Regions from separate parts of the Homo sapiens genome. Here region 2 is linked to region 1. A link is a loop called in an ENCODE intact Hi-C map of the cell type or tissue named here. Cell type or tissue: PC-3. All regions are shown on one strand. Links, peaks and the distances in the headings refer to the core of each region. The heading gives the core; the rest is flanking DNA.

Region 1 (5,789 bases), core at 521-5,520:
TTTGTTGACGTTTCCCTCTAAGAATGTCAGCACCAGAAAAAGGTCTTAGAGGCCGGGCGCAGTGGCTCACGCCTGTAATCCCAGCACTTTGGGAGGCCAAGGCAGCAGATCACTAGGTCAAGAGATTGAGATCATCCTGGCCAACATGGTGAACTCTACTAAAAATACAAAAATTAGCTAGGCATGCTAGCGCGTGCCTGTAGTCCCAGCTACTTGGGAGGCTAAGGCAGGAGTCGTTTGAACCTGGGAGGCAGAGGTTGCAGTGAGCTGAAATTGTATTACTGCACTCCAGCCTGGTGACAGAGCGAGACTCCATCTCAAAAAAAGAATGAAAAAGATTTTAGATGGCACCTGGTCCAGCCCACACATTTTGCAGTGATTCTGGAATGGCACTCTTTTCTTCCATGGTGAGCTTTTCCTTCCCTTGGGAGAGCTGTGCCTCACACTCAGTCAGGGTTCTCTAGAGGGACAGAACTAATAGGATAAATAATAGAGTCAGGGTTCTCTAGAGGGACAGCACTAATAGGATAGATACATACATAACAGAGAGTTTATTAAGTATTAACTCACACGATCACAAGGTCCCACAATAGGCCATCTGCAAGCTGAGGAGCAAGCAGAGCCAGTCCGAGTCCCAAAACTGAAGAACTTGGAGTCCGATGTTCAAGGGCAGGAAGCATCCAGCACGGGAGAAAGGTGTAGGCTGGGAGGGTGGGAGGGTGGCCAGTCTAGTCTTTTCACATTTTTCTGCTTGCTTTATCTTCTAGCCTCCCTGGCAGCTGATTAAATGATACCCACCCAGATTAAGGGTGGGTCTGTCTTTCCCAGCCCACTGACTCAAATATTAATCTCCTTTGGCAACACCCTGACAGACACACCCAGGATCAATACTCTGCATCCTTCAATCCAATCAAGTTGACAGTCAGCATTAACCATCACACTCAGCAAATCACACCTGTCAGTTACTGTCATCTGTAGTGATAAAACAGAAAGTTCTCCTCATTTGTATGTCTGTGGCAGATTGAAGATGACCACAAATTCTTTGACTCTTCTCCATTGAGAAGGGGATTGAGGAGGGGCTCCATGTCCTCTCCCTTGGTCCCAGGTGGCTCCATGACTTCCTGACCAGGGATTGTGACAGAAGTAGCACTGTCTCATTTCCAGGCTCAGGCCTTCAGAGATGGGCAGCTCCATTTCCTATCTCTTACAACACTTACCACTGGATTCCAGCCACCCAGCTACCAGAAGCCCAAGCCACAGGGAGAGGCCATTTACAGACAGCCTCTGACTTACAATGGTTCAAGTTAACAATATTTCAACATTGCAATAGTGTGAAAGCCATGCCCAGTCAATGGAAACCTTATTTTGAATTTTGACCTTTTCCCAGGCTAGCAATCTGCAGCATGATTCTCTTGTATTGAGCCACAGCTCGCAGTCAGCCATGAGACCACCAGGGTAAACAACCAATGCTCTACAGTGCACTGTGTTACCAGATGATTTTTGCCTAGCTGTAGGCTAATGTAAGCATTCCAAGCACATTTAGGATAGACTAGGCTCAGCTATGATGTTTGGTAGGTTACGTGTAATAAATGCATTTTCCACTTATATTTTCAACTTACAATGGATTTGTTAGGATGTCACTCCGTCATAAGTCAAGGAGCATCTGTAAAGATGCTCACGATCCCAGCTGACAATCAGCATCATCTGCTAGCCGAATGAGTGCACCATTTTGGATGTCCAGTATAATTGAGCCTGTAGCATTAGAGTGATTTGTTATGCAGCACTAGATAACCTGAACAAGGCCAGTTCCCACACCCTCCATCCTAGAATCTCAGAACTCAAAGAAGTCTTAGGGGTTATGTCTTCATTCAACAAATATCTACTGAGCACTTGCTATGACCAAAGAAATGTTCCAGACAGTAAAAATTCAGCACTGAACAGAACAAACAAGATCTCTGTTCTCACAAAATTTATAGTCTAGCGTGGAGTAGAGGGGGAGAGAAAATATAAATGATAGGTGCTATGCAGAGAATTAAAAGAGAGAAATAAATGCAACCTTGAATTATATCAGTTTTTATTTTATTTTCTTTCCTTTTTTTTTTCTTTATGAGACAGGGTCTCACTCTATTTCCCAGGCTGGAGTCCAGTGATACAATCAGAGATTTTTTTATTATTATTATTATTAGTATTGCTACTTTCTAGCTACAACTGCTAGCTTCCATTCTCTTAATATTTATCTGGTGTATCGTTTTCTAGCTCTTAAATTTTAAACGTTTTGGGTGAGCTCATGTTTTATCTTGTGAACAACATATATTTGGATTATGCTTTATTTATTTATTTATTTATTTATTTATTTATTTATTTATTTATTTTGAGATGGAGTCTTGCTCTGTCGCCCAGGCTGGAGTGCAGTGATGCAGTCTGGCTCACTGCAACCTCCACCTCTCAGATTCAAATGATTCTCCTGCCTCAGCCTCCCAAGTAGCTGGGACTGCAGGTGCATGCCACCACACCCAGCTAATTTTTGTATTTTTAGTAGAAACGGGGTTTCACTATGTTGGTCAGGCTGGCCTTGAACTCCTGACCTTGTGATCTGCCCACCTCGGCCTCTCAACATGCTGGAATTACAGGCATGAGCCACAGTGCCCAGCCGGATTATGCATCTTTTAATAGCTGCATTCACACATTCATGTTTGCTCTAATTAGACATATTTTGAACTTGTTTCTTCCTGATTGTTCTCTATTATTTAACCATGTTTTTTATTTTATTCTCAATAATTGAATCTCTTCTACATCATCTTCAAGTTTCTCTCCAAACCTAGCTTCTGCTTAAATATATACAATTTAAGGGCACCAACCTTAGATAGCTAATAGATATTATGTAGGTAAATAATCAAATTCCCCTTAATTTCCACCTAGGGATCTTCATGCTGTATCCCCATAGAACGAGTCCCATCTATTATCTACCTGACAACATTGCAGATATTTGACATGTCCAGCATGTTCCTCCTCTCCTAGGTCTTCTCTCTATAATGCCTTCCATTCCTTCATCACTCTTCCTCCAGGACAGTGTTTCGAGAACTATTACTTCACTTTGCTCTCCCCCCTTTAAAATGTGGTGCTCACATCTGAAGAATTAGCCCCACAGTAATCTGATCTGTCCCAAGAGAAAATGAGATTGTTCCCTCTCTCGTTTTAGACAAAATCCCGTCATTGCCCGAGCTAAGCTGGCATTGACTCCTGGAAGCCAACACACACACAGTGACTCACAGCAAACGCACAGGCAACCAAAGCCTCGGCATCTTCTTCCTGCTGAGAAGCCGCATCTCCTCCATCTTACGTTTCACAGCTGAATCATCTTAACGCAAATACCCAACTGTACAATTATCCCCAATCAGACGTCATCTTTTTACAGTCAGTCCACTGCTCCAGGCTGTCAAGATATTTTTGGATTTTTACCAATATTGTGTTACCCACAGAAGTAAATGTTTTCTTTGTTCAGATTTTCTCTCTACAATTTCCTTGGCTTCAGTCCAATAATTCTTTATATTCCATTTCTTATGTACAAGAACTATAGTCATATCTATAGGCAATTTGTGGAGAGGATGAAAGAGTGAGGTAGAAAGTTGCCCCCAGGCCAGGCACAGTGGCTCACACCTGTAATCCCAGCACTTTAGGAGGCCAAGTCAGGTGGATCACCTGAGGTCAGGAGTTTGAGACTAGCCTGGCCAATATGGCAAAACCCCGTCTCTAGTAAAAATATAAAAATTAGCTGGGCGTGGTGGCATGTGCTTGTAGTCCCAGCTAGTCAGGAGGCTGAGGCGTGAGAATCACTTGAACCCGGGAGACGGAGGTTGCAGTGAGCTGAGATTGCACCACTGCACTCTATCCAGCCTGGGCCACAGAGTGAGACCCTATCTTAAAAAAAAAGAAAGGTGCCCTCAAAGAACTTGCACATGACCCCTCTCTGAGCTCAGTAAAACTGTCACACAGTGCATGTGAATGGTCAACCCCAGGAACAAACCAAGAGGTTGCTAATGTGTGACAGAAAAGTCTGGGGACACTCAGAGACCAACTGAGAAAAATCTCAGGAAGGTAGGATTACATTGTGATTGGCATGTAATAAGCAGAAATCTATGCATTTGTGTCATAGCATGCTTATAGAAAAAAGGAGTTTGTCAGCAATAGCAGTATGGCAAGAAATGCAGGTTCTTAGAACAAAGGTTGTTGGCATCTTAGATTCAATCATGGCATGGGCTGAATTGTGCCCCCCCCCATTTATATGCTAAAGTCCTAACCCCCAGTACCTCAAAATGTGACTGTATTTGGAGATAGGGTCTTTAAAGAGGTAATTAAGATTAAATGAGGCCATTGGGTTGGATCTTAACGCAATATGACTGGTGTCCTTATAAGAAGGGAAGATTAGGACACAGACACGCACCCAGGGGAGACCATGTAAAGTCACAGGGAGAGGACATCATCTGCAAGCCAAGGAGAGAGGACTCAGGAGAAACCAGCCCTGCCAACACCTTGACATTGGACTTCCAGCCTCCAGCATTGTGAGAAAATTAATGTCTGTTGTTTATGCCACCCTGCCCACGGTAGTTTGTTAAGGCCACCCAAGAAAACTAATATAGACCCTACCAACATGTGTGGTAACCCTCCCCTGAGGCCACCTTCCTGAGACCAACAGCTTCCCTTGTGCTGACTCTATGCTCCCAGGAAACCATCTGCCTACGGCATCCCCTGAGGCAGGCACAGGTAGGAGAACACACTTGTTGGGCTGCCCCAAGCATTTATTGTGCAGGCACGTTTCACCCAACTCTTAACAAACCAGCATAAGGTTTGTTAACATATGTGCACATGCATGCAGGTACAGTGGGTGCACCTATGTGTGTCTGCATCCCACAGCCTTCACTACAGGTAGAGACATGCACCAGCCTTGGAGAGACAAGCACATCTGCCTCTAAGGAAACTTCACCCCTAGGTGCATTGGCAAAATTGAGTTTCTGAAGAAGCCAAGTTGAGGGTAAGCCCAGGACATTAGTGAACAAGCCAAAATTCACTTGCCATTTTGTTACCGACCACTGGTTCTTGGGCTCTCAATGCCATAGAATTTGACATGAGGCCAAAAAAGTTTCCCCAGACAGGATTTTATTGGAGCTGACTCCTGGACATAATGAGGGCAGCATGAGAGGGAGAGAGAATTCCCTGACTGACTTTCCAGAAAGAGTCAGTAGGGCTTTTTTATTAGGCAACACTCAGGAATTGACATCAGGAGTAGGGTATGCAGGCTGGCTGGGCAAAGCACGTGAGGGGTAGGGGATGCAGGTCAGCATTATCTGGCTGCCGTGGTTCTCTTGAGCAATGGGCCACCTGGTAGTCTGGCCTGCAGCAACAAGGCTATAAATCGATTGTTTAGCATTCCTTCCCAGGACAGGACACTACCGACCTTGGTTATCTCCTAAGGCCAGTTCCTGGAATTCTTTAAGTAAAAGGCACAGTTAAACATTATGGTGTCCGTGAGATATTGGTGTGGGTTTTGTGAGCAATGGGAATGCTCTACTGGAGGTGAGCTGAAGCCAAGCCCCGTCTCTGTCTCAATGTTATGGGACTATCTAAGTGGCCAGAAGGCGACGTACCAGCAAATCTTTCATCTCATCACCTGTGAACTTGGAATTGCGATAGCACTAATACAACCTAGAAGCTTTGTTTGTTTTTTAAAAGCAGAAACATGTGACAATTTAAGAATTCAGATGAGCCTAAAGAAAGAAAGGAAGGGCTCATGA
Region 2 (5,789 bases), core at 409-5,408, 190 kb before region 1:
GCTGGATGTAGCAATCCTGGTCCTTATCTAGCGATGCAGCCACAGTGCCTGAGGACATGGCTCTGTTTTACTCCTTTGACTCCACAACGCACCTGAGCTGTGTCCTGCCCTCCACCTCCCGATTAGGTGATATAGTAACTTCAGTGAGATCAACAGTCAGTGCTTACATTCATCTAAACTCGTAAATGCGATGCCCAGCTGTGATGGTTAGTTTTACGTGTCCATGTGGCTAGGCTCTAGTGCCCAGCTATTAATTCAGATGCCAACCTGGGGGTTGCTGTGAAGGTGTTTTGTACAAACGGCTAATGTCTACAATCATTGACTTTAATCAAAGGAGAGGATCCTAAGCCTTGTGGGTGGGCCCCACCCAATCAGTTGAAAGACCTTACGTACAAAACTGAGGTTTCCTTGAGGAGGAAGAAATTCTGCCTCCACATGTCAGTGTCAGCTCTTGGCTGAGAGTTTCCAGCCTGCCAGCTGCCCTACAGATTTTGGACTTGCTAACCCCACAATTACATCAGCCCATTCCTTGAAATAACTCTTTTTATGTTATGTATGCATACATACATATGTGTGTGTATGTATGTGTGCATGTGTATATATATATGTGTGTGTGTGTGTGTGTGTGTGTGTGTGTGTGTGTGTATGGCTAACATGTTCCACAGGTTTGGTTTCTCTGGAGAGCCTTGATTAATATATCAGCTAAGCCTGGAATATATAAGCTTTCTACATCCTTCTGTTTTTCTAGGAGTTAATGATGGTCTTGGTTTTTATTTGCCTAGTTTCCAACGTAGTTAACAGTGATTTATCCCCAAATGTCCCATCCAGTGCTCTCTACATGTAAGTCTCTTTCTGGGGTGCTATGGAAGCCTCTTGCCTTGCAGGAAAGTCTGGGCCCTGCAGGGTTGGCCTCCCAGGACCCTGGAGGATTCGCTGGGTCTCACTGCCTTGTGGGACCACCCTCCGCACTCCTGGATTCCTGGATTCTGTGCCCTCTCTTGCCTGCTTTATTCCCTCAATTCAGTGAAGCACATCTTCATTGGTGTTCAGAGGCAATTGGAAATGTATTTCTCTCTCTTCAGACTGAGGGCTATAGAATTCTAGGCTGGAAATCACCTTTCCTCAGAGTCTCGAAGACACTGTTTTATTGTCCCAGCATTGCTCTTGCCAAGTCCAAAGTGCACACTGATTCTGGATCCTTTGTCTGACGCTATCCCCGCCCTTTCTGAAAGCTGGAAGGTGTTATTTTTGCCCACAGTGTTGGGAAATTTCAAGGCAACGTGTCCTGGGAAGACTATTTGCATCTGCTGTGCTGTGCACTGGCTGGTCCCTGCCCTTTGGGAACCCACATACTTCAGTTCTGGACTTTCCTTCTGCCTTCCTCTGTCTTCTCCTTTTGTTTTTTATTCTTGTTTTTTTTTTTAAATTGACACATAGTAATTGCACATATGTATGGGGTACATGTGATATTTTGATACATGCCTACAATGTGTAATGATCAAATCAAGTTAGCTGGAATATCCATTGCCTCAAACATTCATCCTTTCTTTGTGCTGGGACCTTTTCAAATCTTCTTTTCCAGCTACTTTGAAACTTATAATAAGATATTGTTAACTATTGACACCCTCCTGTACTATGGAGTGCTAGAGCTGATTCTTTCTCTCTAACTGCTACCATTTTCTTCTTCTTTTTTTTTTTTAAATTTCAGAAGCCTTGTTATTCCCTTACATTACTTTTTTAAAAGCATTATATTTTTGCTCTTTAGTCCTTGCTGGGATTTTGATAGTTTTTTTTTTTTTTTAAGTTTTTGTCTCCTTGTATGTTCTAAAAAGCCGGTGGGAAGCTCCATATAGGAAGATGGGTCTTGATAAAAGCGCACTTGCTCACGCCTGTAATCCCAGCACTTTGGGAGGCTGGGGAGGGCAGATCACTTGAGGTCAGGAGTTCGAGGCCAGCCTGGCCAACATGGTGAAATCCCGTCTCTACTAAAAGTACAAAAATTAGCCGGGCATGGTGGCGGGTGCCTGTAATCCCAGCTACTTGGGAGGCTGAGGCAGGACAATTGCTTGAACCCAGGAGGTGGAGGTTGCAGTGAGCCCAGATCACACCACTGCACTCTAGCCTGGGTGACAAGGGTGAGACTCCATCTCAAAAAAAAAAAAAGAAGCGCATTTGCTCTAGGTGTTCTGCATGAACTGTTCAATTTGGGGAATTGCTTTCTTATGTTGATTCAGATTCCTGGACTCCAGCAAACTCATTCTTAGAAGCTCAAAGGCTGAGGTTCTGGGAGCCCCCTGGTAGAAGCAGGGTGGATGTCTTTTTTTTCCCCTAGTGCCTTCAGAACAGTGTTTCTGGCCCAGAGGTGCTGTTTCCTCCACACAAGACCCTGTCTGTTCTCCCCTCCGGGAGCTCCTCTAGTCTCTGCTAGGATGGAGGTGAGGTCATCTGGTTGGTGGGCAGGGTAAGGAGATCTGGGAGTCTCTGTACTTTTAATCGACTTTCAACTCTTCCTGCAGTGCTTAGCCCACCCTCATCCCCTTCCAGAGTGCTGGATGCCACCAATCCCTGAGCTTCCTGGCTCTCTAGGGTTCAAATTCAGCTGCTAAGTTAGGATTCTCCTGTTTTTTGGATGGTTCAGTTGCAATTGGTCCTGCCGCTCTTTGGCTTGCAAATCCTTTTTGCTATTGTCTTGTCTTCTCTTCTATTTGCCCTTGGAAATGTATGACTAAAGAATAAAACAAATGACACAAGTGAAAACCTTTGCTGTATTTTAGTGGGGTCTCAGGAGGAAACGGGGTGAATGCGTGTGTGCAGTGCTTTGAAATTTACAGGCAGCTTCCCTCACCTGCCCTCCATGCATTCAGCAGCCACTGTTTCTGAAGCTTAGACCTGGAGGGTGGCTTTCATAAGGACTCTCTTCCTGGCAGGGGAGGTCTCCAGATTGGGAGTCATTCCGGATGTGAGGAATTCTCATTCCACTTTTGGATCCTAACAGCTGGTGACTAGGAGTAAGAGCTGCTTCATGTGATAAGTAATGACCCTGAGGTTCTGAATTGGGGCTGGTAGAGAGCCCCTCGTGAGTCCTGGGAGTGTTTGGGTCTCCTGCAATCTTATCAGCTAATATCCAATGCTTTTGTCGCACCCTTCACTAAGAATGTGCCTCTCCAGGAGTCTAATGGACTCAGTCTCGTCCCTCAAAGTGTGGTTCTTCATATTAATGAAAATTGATCCCTTTCTGACTTCACGATGCTGGGCGCTGTGAGCATTCAAAGCACAGCAGATTAACTTCTACGTGGCTGTGCTCAGGGGTGATCTGGGCTTAGGCTGGCTGGCTCCATCCCTGCTTCCTGGTCCAGCCTGGGAGTGATGGAGTCCCCCAGGGCACTTGCCTCTGTCCCTGGTGTTGCATCTACACTGAGCCTGAAGCGTTCCGTTGAGAGATGGCAAAGGCGGCTCATGAGACGATCTTGTCTGGCCTCGGCTTGACTTCATTGCGATGGATGCAATTACAGCTCCAAGGGGACATGCTGTTTCTTGGAAAATCATTTGTTTTCTTTCAAATCATGGACCTGATGGATCTAGGAGAACTTACTTTCACTGACTGGCTAGCTGATGCTACCTACAACTTGGCTTTTAGTGTTTTCTGTGGTCATCTATGTAGGTAAAGAGAGATGTAAAGAATGAAGCCTGAAGGAAATTAATTTCCTAATTTTTATTTTAAAAGCTATATAGAGTCTTTAAAAGCTCAGTTATGGAAGTATAATTTAAATGGAATAAAATTCACCAACTTTTTAAAATTTTTTTACTGTTTTATTTAATGAATATTAATTTTTTTATAGAAAACATAGAATTTCTAGCAATTAATATTGTAGTAAGAATAGATGTATGAAGTCACAGATAATCTTGCTAAACAAAGATCTTCTCTTGTAGATCCAAAGTCATGAGTAGGCCTAAACTGGCAGTACCTATTGTTCATTTATTGTAGGAGGATTTCCCATTTTATAAACAAACATGTTATTTATGGGAGGAGGTTCAGGGCTTCAGAATGTCTTCAGTGTATATTTCCTGATACTCAAGGGGTGGAATTCCCCTTCTGTCCATCAGGTGACAGCTACTTGCAGCTGAGGGCATTTTGCAGAGGCTTCTCCAGAGTTAAACACATAAAAAGATAATTCCCTGGTAACCAAATATGGCCGCTGTATTAGCCCATTCTCACGCTGCTGTGAAGACATACCTGAGACTGTGTAATTTATGAAGGAAAGAGGTTTAGTTGACTCACAGTTCCACATGGCTGGGGAGGCCTCAGGAAACTTACAATCATGGCAGAAGGGGAAGAAAACATGTCCTTCTTCACATGGCAGCAGCTAGGAGAAGTGCCGAGCAAAGGTGGAAAAAACCCCTTATAAAACCATCAGATCTTGTGAGAACTCACTCACTATCATGAGAATAGCATAAGGGTAACACCCCCATGATTTAATTACCTCCCACCAGGTCCCTCCCACGACTTGTGAGGATTATGGGAACTACAATTCAAAATGAGATTGGGTGGGGACACAGCCAAACCAGATCACTTCCCACCCCAATCTTACCAAACTATAAATTACTTACTGTTATATATGTGTATATATATATAATTTCTTATCTCTTTACTATCTCCCCTCCCCTTCTTTTCAGTTGCTCCTCTCTAGAATCCTACACAAGCTTTTACCCAAATACTACCATTTCAAGGGCCAGCAAAGTCCTTCACTAAAGGACAAAGTCTTCCTTTGCTATTCTACTCTACAGTCATCTAGGCTCTGACCTTTAGCCATTATCAAGCATCTGGCTTTAATCTTTTGGTTGCCTAATACTGCTAATTAGCTTTTCACAAGTTTTGACATCTTCCAATTAGATTATAGGCTCCTTAAAGGCAGATTCCTGCCAGGTGCAGTGGCTCATGCCTGTAATCTTAGCACTTTGGAAGCCCGAGGTGGACAGATAGCTTGAGTCCAGAAGTTTGAGACAAGCCTGGGTAACAAGGCAAAACCCCATCTCTACAAAAAAACAAAGAAACAAAAAACAACAAAAAAATTAGCCGGGCATGGTGGTGCACGCCTGTCATCCCAGCTACTTGGGGGACTGAAGTGGGAGGATTGCTTGGGCCCAGGAAGTGGGGGTTGCAGTGAGCTGAGATCTCACCACTGCATTCTAACCTGACCAACAGAGAAAGATCCTGTCTCAAAAGAGCAAAAAATAAGGCAGATTCCTTTATTCCATTTTTTCTATTTTCCTCATGCACCTACATAGTAGATGCTCTAAATGTCCTGGTTTTGAAAAGTAATATAGTCAATCCCCCGTGACTCAACATATACATTTTAGTGTTCTCTAAAGATTTTTCTAGAACCAATCTATGTTATTTATATAAACATGAATATTCTGCTAGCCCAATAAATCTTTTGAGTGTTTCGTATCAGAACTTATGAGCTGACTGTGTCCCAGCCACAGGACTGCAGCTGTTCATCCTGTGGGATTTTGACCTCAATGTTGTAAACAAAATTTGGATCATTCTTCTGATTTTTCTCAAAAAGTTCATCCATGATGCTCTTCCTTTTGGCAAGCTCCTTGTCATCCAGTGTGTTCAGGTCTTTTCCAGGATCAATGGTTGTTTCCGGTCCAATTTGTCCCATTGTTTCTGCCCAACTCTGCCTCCACAGGTAACCTTGTAAAAAACCGGATAGCTTCTCTAGCTGCCTCGGGAATCCTTGTTACGGGTAACTCTCGTGTCGTAGGTTATTCTTTAGCTGTTCAGC

The links. Peaks named below come from ENCODE experiments on the same cell type or tissue, not always from the same donor. Only the 100,000 strongest peaks of a DNase experiment are listed, where the experiment ranks them.
Region 2: a loop joins it to region 1, with 2.7 times the contacts of the local background. A loop is called at or near these places in 1 of 110 quality-filtered maps.

Annotation. Positions count from the first base shown.
Region 1 is chr2:235,327,939-235,333,727 of GRCh38, forward strand. No RefSeq gene overlaps it. Among named protein-coding and RNA genes, the nearest start is that of AGAP1, 160 kb to the right of the region's middle. In PC-3, for the core only: no CTCF peak of the experiment used is centred there; a DNase peak (open chromatin) is centred at 3,353; H3K4me3 peaks cover 494 bases; H3K27ac peaks cover 2,954 bases.
Region 2 is chr2:235,141,567-235,147,355 of GRCh38, forward strand. It overlaps the pseudogene CEP19P1. Among named protein-coding and RNA genes, the nearest start is that of SH3BP4, 190 kb to the left of the region's middle. In PC-3, for the core only: no CTCF peak of the experiment used is centred there; no DNase peak of the experiment used is centred there.